2 separate regions of the Homo sapiens genome follow, and region 1 is linked to region 2. A link is an interaction called in ENCODE POLR2A ChIA-PET data of the cell type or tissue named here. Cell type or tissue: PC-9. All regions are shown on one strand. Region 1 overlaps SGMS1 (sphingomyelin synthase 1). Region 2 overlaps SGMS1 (sphingomyelin synthase 1).

What was found. ChIA-PET counts read pairs that join two places held together with the same protein. Peaks named below come from ENCODE experiments on the same cell type or tissue, not always from the same donor. Only the 100,000 strongest peaks of a DNase experiment are listed, where the experiment ranks them.
Region 1: POLR2A ChIA-PET joins it to region 2 with 5 read pairs; 4 of 35 experiments call an interaction of 5 or more read pairs at or near these places.

What each region holds. Positions count from the first base shown.
Region 1 is chr10:50,532,414-50,537,413 of GRCh38, forward strand. The region is part of intron 2 of SGMS1 (sphingomyelin synthase 1); the gene reads right to left. Among named protein-coding and RNA genes, the nearest start is that of SGMS1, 89 kb to the right of the region's middle. In PC-9, no CTCF peak of the experiment used is centred here; a DNase peak (open chromatin) is centred at 2,498; H3K27ac peaks cover 1,477 bases.
Region 2 is chr10:50,442,242-50,447,241 of GRCh38, forward strand. All of the region lies in intron 5 of SGMS1 (sphingomyelin synthase 1), which reads right to left. Among named protein-coding and RNA genes, the nearest start is that of SGMS1, 180 kb to the right of the region's middle. In PC-9, no CTCF peak of the experiment used is centred here; no DNase peak of the experiment used is centred here.

The DNA.
Region 1 (5,000 bases), 90 kb after region 2:
AAGTATAAGTATAGCTCATATCCATCTCAATTTTTAATATTAGAAGTGTTTTGGTCCTTATTTAGAAGTTTGGTGGTGTTTTTGTCATCAGAAATATGCCATAGGAACTTAACTCTTGTTTATATCAATTAGCCCATGAGAAAACTGGTTTCTTAACATGTTGTTTCTCTTAAGAATGACAGTTTCCAAGAACCTATCGATGACATTAAGTGAGGACTTACTGTTGTTAACCTTGCATCAAGTCAAATTATTTTTCTTAAAGCCCTAAAATTGCTAAAAGACTTTGGTTTATGAGTTGCCTATACAATCCTCCGCAAAATTCATGATTTGGAAGGTAGTTTTTAGGTCTTTAGCCGTAGGCTAAAGTGGTCCATCTTTTTTTATTGCTACATGGATCAGGTTTGGATTTCCCAGACTTTCTGTGACTGCAGAATAGACTGATAGCTGATTTCTTTGAATGTGTGATTACTTCAATTCACGTAAGCAATCCACCAAGTGCAGTTACTCGGTACCAAGTGCTGAGTTAGGTGCCAGGAACAGTAATAGTAAGGCATGAATTCTAAGAGCTCTGAGTCTGGTGGGGCATACACAACAAACTCACAAATAAATGAGACAGGTACCGCATAAATCCAAAGGATGAGATATTGATCTTCATGAAAAAAAATGCTGAGCTAATGTAGAGTAAACATAGAATATTTTTAAATACTCTTCTATTTTGAGTGGACTAATGTTTCCATATAACTTTTCTAAAAACAGAAACACTATTATACAAGTATTGCAATCTCACCGAAATCTTTGACAAAGATGATGAAAAATAAGTAGAGAGAGCTTTTTCCCCAAGAAATTCTTTTATTTTAGGTTTACTTTTTTTGTTTTAATTGTGATGGAACTGGCAAAGGTCAGGATTAAAGGGTTTTTTTCCCCTTAATTCAAAATACTGTTAAGATGAATTTTTCTTTTTTGACTTTAATATAACAGTCCTTCCTTTGTTCTGGTTTTCAGCACAGTGAATCAAAAGCACTCATGAATATTGGTAAGTTGAGAAATACAGCTTGAAACTCTGAAAGATCAGTGAACAAATGTTTGGTAATCAGATCAGCTTTAACATAGGAACTTGAAAATAAGAAATAGGAAGTTTCAGACCTTCTTTCTCTAACATTATTTGAATCATCAATTGTTTACATACGATGTTTTGCTTTATCTCTTCAGAACCTTTTAAAGGTTATTTGTAAGTGAACACACACATTTTTCTTAATTATGTTCAGGAAATAATAAATAATAATTTATTATTATGAAAGAGAACATATATAAATCTATAAGGAAAACACTAAGCCTTAAATAGGAAAAAACAGATAAAAATATATAAAGTTTATATACATGCATATGTAAATTACATAAGAAAAACAGAAATGGCTAATGAACACATGGTTAAATGAACCATGTTACATATAATATGACATCCTCTGCTCCGGTTAAAACCAAAAAAGGAAGTTGGGTATGGTGGCACATCCCTATAGTCCCAGCTACTTGGGAGGCTAAGGCAGAAGGATCACTTGAGCCCAGGAGTTCAAGTCTAGCCTTGTCTACACAGTAAGACCATATCTCAAGGAGAAAAAATAAGGAAAGTTAAAAACCATAAATTTATCCCCAAAATATATAGAATGTAAGTTTTTAAAGCCCAATAAACTATGCATCTATGTATTTACCTATCTGCACACACACATTTAAGTATAGCAAAAGGTCTACAAAGATACATTCAACTGATAAAAGTGGGTACTTATAGGGATGGAAAGGGAAAGAGAGAGGAGACAGTCAAAGAGGGCTCTGTATAGTGTTAAAATTTTTGAGATGTATTCATCTATCATTTGCATAACTAAAAAGAAGTTAAAATATAGTACTGGGCACATTAAAAATAATGTAACAAATAGACATTGTGGACATTGGCTCAATGTCACCTATTATTCAAAGGAATGTAAATTGAACCAACGCAATATTTTGTATTAAATTGGCACTTTAAAATATTCAATGCTACTGATAGTAAAATGAGATGAATGCTTCCCTACACAGGGAACCATTATCCATCAGGAGCCTTAAATATGCCCATGCTGTTTGACACAGTTCCAGTTTGAATCTATCTTAAGGAAATAATTAGAAATGAGGATAAAATTTGTATTACTGTTTTCACTACTAAGATGCAAAATTACCCAATCGTTCAACAACAGGGAAGCGATTTACAAAACTGAGATATTCACATAGTTGAATAGTATGCAGCCATTAAAAATTATATTCATGCAGAAATGCTTCAGATATTAAATGAGGACAGCAGGATGCAAAAATAGTCTTAAAAATATAAAATATATACACATAGAAAAAGAATAGGCAAAATACACCAAATAGGTTAACAAAATGATAGCTGTGTTCTCACACCTTTCTTGTTTAGTTTTGTATCCACAGCAACTCAAACAGTTTCCAGCTTATGGCATCAGACATGCAGACATTGCTAAGTGAATAACTTTTCCATTAAAAACAATAGCTATTGGCCAGATGTGGTGACTCATGCCTGTAATCCCAGCACTCTGGGAGGCCGAGGCGGTTGAATCACCTGAGGTCAGGAGTTCAAGACCAGCCTGGCCAACATGGTGAAACCGTCTCTACTAAAAATACAAAAATTAGCCCGGCATGGTGGCAGGTGCCTGTAGTCCCAGCTACTCGGGAGCCTGAGGGAGGAGAATCACTTGAACCTGGGAGGGAGAGGTTGCAGTGAGCCAAGATCACACCACTGCACTCCAGCATGGTGAGAAAGTGAGAGTCCATCTCAAAACAACAACAACAACAACTATCATCTTAAAAAGTGTCTAGTCTTTTTAATTGTACCCTAGCTGTTCATATGAAGCATGCCTATGCACAGAATTTATTCTGAGAAATGCTGCTGCAAGTATTTCCTTAAAGCAAGCTTATTTTTTTTTTCTTTGAGATGGAGTCTCACTCTGTCACCAGGCTGGAGTGCAGTGGTGCAATCTCAGCTCACTGCAACCTCCGCCTCCCGGGTTCAAGCGATTCTCCTGCCTCAGCTTCTCAAGTAGCTGGGATTACAGGTACAGGTGCACCACCACACCTAGCTAATTTTTGTATTTTGAGTAGAGATGGGGTTTCACCATGTTGGCTAGGATGGTCTCGATCTCTTGACTTCGTGATCCACCCGCCTCGGCCTCCCAAAGTGCTGGGATTACAGGCATGAGCCACCACGCCAGGCCAAGCTTAAATTCTTAATGGGCTGATTCACAGATACCACTCTATGACCACAGGATCTAGGTGTTAAGATGGAAACTTGACTCTTCTGAACATCAGCTCTAGAGTCTGAGATGCTCTCACACCTCTGATTCAGCCACTTTTGGGGGAGAGGGGCCAAGCTTGGCCTTTATGGCTGCTACCCAACCCCACTCAGACATGAATGTATTACGTCTCAGTGGGAATTTCCTAGGCAGAGCTTCAAACTAGACAAATGTAGTTAGTATTACTGTATTAGATTTCATTTTTATACATTCTTCTTCTTTACTATATTGATATCCCTTCTTGCTTCACATCCTTCAGTTCTTCCCCCACACATATCCACTCCTTGTAATCAAAATCCTCATTTCCAGCTGGGCACAGTGCTCATGCCTGTAATCCTAACACTTTGGGAGGCTGAAGTCGAAAGATCTCTTGAGCCCAGGAGTTTGAGACCAGCCTGGGCAACACACCAAGACCCCATCTCTACCAAAAATCAAAAATTAGTCAAAAATGGTGGTGCACGCGTATAGTCTCAGCTACTCAGGAGAATGAGGTGGGAGGATCCCTTGAACCCAGGAGATCAAGGCTGCAGTGAGCTGTGATTGTGCCACTGCATAAACAGTCAAGACCCTGTCTCAAAAAAATGAACAAAGAAACAAACAAACAAACAAAAAAAACCCATTTCCTTTTGAGGAATAAACCTATCAGAAATATTTAGATTTAAAATGATAGAATATATAATTATTGAGATTTTAAATGATTAGAACTACCAGGAATATTTGGAGTAAAGGGTCAACAAGGCACCTGTTAATAATCATGTTTTTATTGCTGTATTAAACTGCTTAATTACAAAAATAATTCTACATGCTCACAGAAAACATTTTATGTACAGCACTAAAGCTCTAAGAGGAAAAACTACCTAGAATTTCACTTCTCAAAGATAATCCAAGTGAATATTTTGATTAATGCCCTTCCAGGTCTCTCCTCCATGTTTACAAAGTTTCCTTATTGAAATCTTAATCTGTTTATTATAGCATGTTTTTCATACATTTTGTCCCATGTCATACTTTTCTTCATACATGAAAAATATGAAAAACATGCTATAATCATTGTCATCATTAAAAACATGCTATAATCATTGTCAAGATTATGCAATAGTCTATCATATAGGTGAATTATATTTATTCAATCCCCTTTTGGACATCATCTGGGTTGCTTCCAATGTTCAGCATTTAGGCATCCTCAGAGTGAAATCTCTGAATACATCACTAATCATTTCCTTAGAAGTTACTCTTAGAAGTAGAGTAACAGAGAGACAAAGGGTTGACACATTGCTTCTTGTTTGGTCCCCAGGCCTTCCAGGGAAAACAGCCCACTGAGTCATCTTAGCATTTGCATTTCTCTCAAGCTCCTTTGGCTGAATTTTCCCAGTCTGCATCTCTAACATGTCTAACTGAATGACTGATACATATCAATGCATATCCCAGGACCCTCTACTGATCTTGTTTGATCCTTAGTTCAAACCTTTGTTTTTTCCACACAGTAGCTTTCTGATCAACGGACAAAGTAACCTTTTCTCCAGAAAGTTTGGAGTATGGAGCCTGTACCTCCAAATCTCAAACCCTCCTACTGCTAAGACTACTCACCTGGGATGGTGTCAGAGATAAAATGTTGGGGTACTCAGCCCTCTACCCCATTTCATGATGCTAACACTTAATTTACTTAGCATC
Region 2 (5,000 bases):
AAACTTGTGTCATGGGGGTTTGTTGCATAGATTATTTCGTCACCCAAGTATTAAGCCCAGCATCCATTAGGTATTCTTCCTGATGCTCTCCCTCCCCCACCGCCCCCCTCTGACAGGTCCCAGTGTGTGTTGTTCACCTCTATGTGTCCACGTGTTCTCATCATTCAGCTCCCACTTGTAAGTGAGAACATGCAGTGTTTGGTTTTCTGTTCCCACATTAGTTTGCTAAGAATAACGGCCTCCAGCTCCATCCATGTCCCTGGAAAGGACATGATCCTGTTCTTTTGGATGGCTGCATAGTGTTCCATGGTATGTATGTACCACATTTTCTTTATCCAGTCTATCACTGATGGGCATTTAGGTGGATTCCATGTCTTTGCTATTGTGAATACTGCTGCAATGAACATACCTGTGCATGTGTCTTTGTAATAGAACAATTTATATTCCTTTGGGTATATACCCAGTAATGAGATGGCTGGGTTTGTTTAATTTGTATAAGTTCCTTATAGATTCTGGATATTAGACCTTTGTCAAATGTATAGCTTGCAAAAATTTTCTCCTATTATTTAGGTTATCTGTTTACTCTGCTGATAGTTTCTTTAACTGTGCAGAAGCTCTTTAGTTTAATTAGATCCCATTTGTCAATTTTTGCTTTTGATGAGACTACTTTTGGCATCTTCTTCATGAAATCTTTGCCTGTGCCTATTTTAATGCAGATAATTTGAGCTTCCTGCTTTACTATTCAAACTGCACTTAATAAGAATGGTTTCCTTAGTGTTCTATGAGCAAAAATTTCAAAATAGAAAACAAGCCATGTTTATCTCATAAGTTTAGAATATTTACTTTTCCATAAATGTATATAGGAAAAGTCAGTCAATCAGCTCTCTCAGCTGGAGAGAACAAATAATAGCTAGACTAGCACTTAGATGCTTTGACTTTTGCAACAACCCTAATGTAGATAAGGCATCCCTGTTTTCCAAAGAAAAGCCTGAAGTTCAGAAAAATACAGTGACATGCCTAAGTTAACCTACTTACTAAGTGACGGGGCTCAATTTTAAACACAGTTCTTCTATTTGAGCCAAAGTTTGTGGTTTTTGTCTGCTAGAACACTAACCATGAAAACCAAAAATAACAACAACAACAAAAAAGTTTCTAAGTAGCCAGAGAAAAAAAGACAACATATGAGAAGAAGAAGAGGAATGATGGCAGACATCTCATTCGAAACAGGTGTCCAGAAAACAATAATCAACATCTAAAGAGAAGGAGAAAAAAAAGACTGAATGCCCACCTAGAATTCTATATACAACAAAAAAATCTTTTAAAAAATAAAGACATTTTCACACAAATGAAAATGAGAGATTTGTTGCCAGTAAACCCACACTATAAGAAATGCTGAAGGAAGCTCTTCAAGCTAAAGCAAAATGATACCAGATATAGATGTAAACCCATAGAAAGGAATGAGGAACCTTGGAAATAATACATTGTATGTTAACATAAAAGACTTTTTTTCTTAATTTATTTAAAACATATATGACTAATACATACTATATTAAAAGTATAATATTGTATTATATAGTTTGTGACATATATAGATATAAAATGTACAAAGACAATAGCACAACAGATGGGGAGAGGCAAATGAAACCATATTATTGTAGGTTTCTTATATTTTACATGAAGCAATACCATATTAATTCAAGGAAAATTTTTTACTAAGGGTGAATATTGTGATCTGCAGAGTAACTACAAAACAGTAGTGCAAAGAAAACCTGAGAGAAATGTAAATGTTATACTAAAAATATTCAATAAACAGAGACACAGAATTTTTTAAAAGTCTAAAGGATAAGACATATAGGAAACAAGTTTTAAAATGGTAGATCTAAAACTAACATGTCAATATACAGTAAATGTAAATAGACTAAACATTTAATTAAAAGGCAGAAATCACCAGAATACATTAAAAAATGATACTGAACTATATGGTACCTAAATAGATGCATTTTAAATACAAAGTCACAGATAAACATGTAATAAAAGGATATACCAGTAGAAACTCAATACAAAAACCAGACAAACATAATAAAAGAAGACTACAGACTTATATCCCTCATAAAACATACATGGAGAAATTCTCAACAAAATACAGTGCTGGCATAAGGACAGATGAATAGAACAATGGATCAAAACAGAGATCACAAATAGACACACACATATACGACCAACAGATTTTCTGACCAAGATGTCAAAATAATTCAGTGGGTGTAAGGATAATTTTTTCAACAAATTGAGCAGAAACAAATAAATATTCATAGGGAAAGAAAAATGAATCCTGACTCCTACCTCACACTAATAACAAAAATTACTTAGAGCTGAGAGTGGTTGCGTGCACCTGTAATCACAACTACTCAAGAGGCCGAGGTAAGAGGATCACTTGAGCCCAGGAGTTCATATCCATCCTGGGCAACACAAGAAGACCCCATTTATTAAAAAAAAAATACTTTGAGAGAGGTCATACAACTAATTATAAAAGCTAAAACTATAAAGTATTTTAGGAAAACGTAGAACAATGGCTTTGCAATGATGAGGTAGACAAAATACTACCAATAAAAGAAAAACTAGCTAGTTGGACTTCATCAATATCAAAACTGCTTTTTGAAAGACAAAGTTAAGAAAATGAAAAGGCAACCACCAACTGGAAAAAATTCACCATACATGTATCTGACCAAAGACACGTATCCAGAATATATAAAGAACCACCATAATTTAATTTTTGAAAAGTCACACAACCCAATTGTTAAAATAGTAAAAGATTTGACAAGATACTTCATAAAAGAGGACACATGAATGGCCAATAAGTACATGAAAAAATTTTCAACATCATTAGTCACCAAGGAAACAACAGGAATCTACAAGATACCACTTTACCTGCACTGGAATGCTAATTTTAAAAATACTGAAAAAAGCAAGAGTTGGCAAAGACTTGGAGTACATTAGAGCATCTCATAAGTTGCTGATGGGCATACTGAATTATAAAGCCCTTTAGAAAAATGTTTGACAATTTTTAAGTAAATTTTTTATAAGATTAAATATACACTTACCCAATAATATACTTCTAAGAACACACTCAAAAGACATGAAAACTTGTGAACTTGTGTCCACAAATGTTGCGGGAAGTCAGGGACCCCAAATGGAGGGACTGGCTGAAGCCATGGCAGAAGAACATAAATTATGAAGATTTCATGGACATTTATTAGTTCCCCAAATTAATACTTTTATAATTTCTTACGCCTGTCTTTACTGCAATCTCTGAACATAAATTGTGAAGATTTCATGGACACTTATCACTTCCCCAATCAATACTCTAGTGATTTCCTACGCCTGTCTTTACTTTAATCTCTTAATCCCGTCATCTTCGTAAACTGAGGATGAATGTCACCTCAGGACCCTGTGATGATTGTGTTAACTGTACAAATTGTTTAAACAATATGAAATCTGGGCACCTTGAAAAAAGAACAGGATAACAGCGATGTTCAGGGAACAAGGGAGATAACCTTAAAGGCTGGCTGCCTGTGGGCTGGGTGGAACAGAGCCATATTTCTCTTCTTTCAAAAGCAAATAGGAGAAATATCACTGAATTCTCTTTCTCAGCAAGGAACACCCCTGAGAAAGAGAATGCATTTCTAAGGGGAGGCCTCTGAAATGGCTGCTTTGGGAATGTCTGTCTTTTACGATTGTAGATAAGGGAAGAGATAAGCCCCCATCTCCCCTAGTGCTCCCAGGCTTATTAGGATGAGGAAATTCCCACCTAATCAATTTTGGTCAGACCGGTTGTCTGCTCTCAAACCCTGTCTCCTGGTAAGATGTTATCAATGACAATGCGTGCCCGAAACTTCATTAGCAATTTTAATTTTGCCCCGGTCCTCTGATCTCACCCTGCCTCCATTTGCCTTGTGATATTTTATTACCTTGTGAAGCATGTGATCTCTGTGACCCACACCCTATTCATACACTCCCTCCCTTTTTGAAAATCACTAATAAAAACTTGCTGGTTTTGCGGCTTGCTGGGCATCACAGAACCTGCCAACATGTGATGTCTCCCCCAGACACCCAGCTTTAAAATTTCTCCCTTTTGTATTCTTTCCCTGTATTTCTCAAACAGGCCAACACTTAGGGAAAATAGAAAAGGACCCATATCGAATATCAGGGGCTGGTTTCCCCCGATACACAAAAAGACATACAATAATGTTCACAGTAGTTATATTCATAACAGCCAAAAACTGTAGACCATCCAAATGTCTATCAATAGGTGAATAACTTCATGCAATAGAATACTACTCAATAGCATGATACATGCAGTAAGAGTATGAATCTATAAAACACCAGCAAGTGGAGCAAAAGACACCAGGAGCATAAGCACACTCAGTATAACTACATATCTGAAGTTCTGAAAGAGGCAAAATCTACTGATAGAATCACACTCGCACACGTGTTTGCCTCTGGGATGGCACACCTGACTGAAAGTGGACACAAGAGAACTTTTTGGGATGATAGAGATGTTGGTTCACTATTCACTTCAAATTTGTACATTGTATAAATTATACCTAAATTTTAAAATAAATCACAAAATAATTTATTTGAATGAGTTCTGGAGGAGATATGGTCTCTCACAGGTCAAAAGTGTTTCTTTCTTATCTTGGGGAACAACTTCTAAAGCCTCAAAAATAGAAGGTGTGTGTGTTTAATTTACACATGTCATTTTTGAAATATATACCCAATCAAAGCAAAGGAAAACAAACTATTGTCTGCTTCCTATCTAAATAGTCTTTGAACATTTGTTCCAACCAAGGAGAATTAAAAGCAATCTGTCATTTAGATTTTATTTAATTTTACTTACCACATTAACAATTTAAAGGTTACTTTTAACAATTCAAGGGAGAGAGACTCAAAAAGAAAATAAACTATAAAACACAAATCCAAATTTTCTAATGTCTTATTCATTC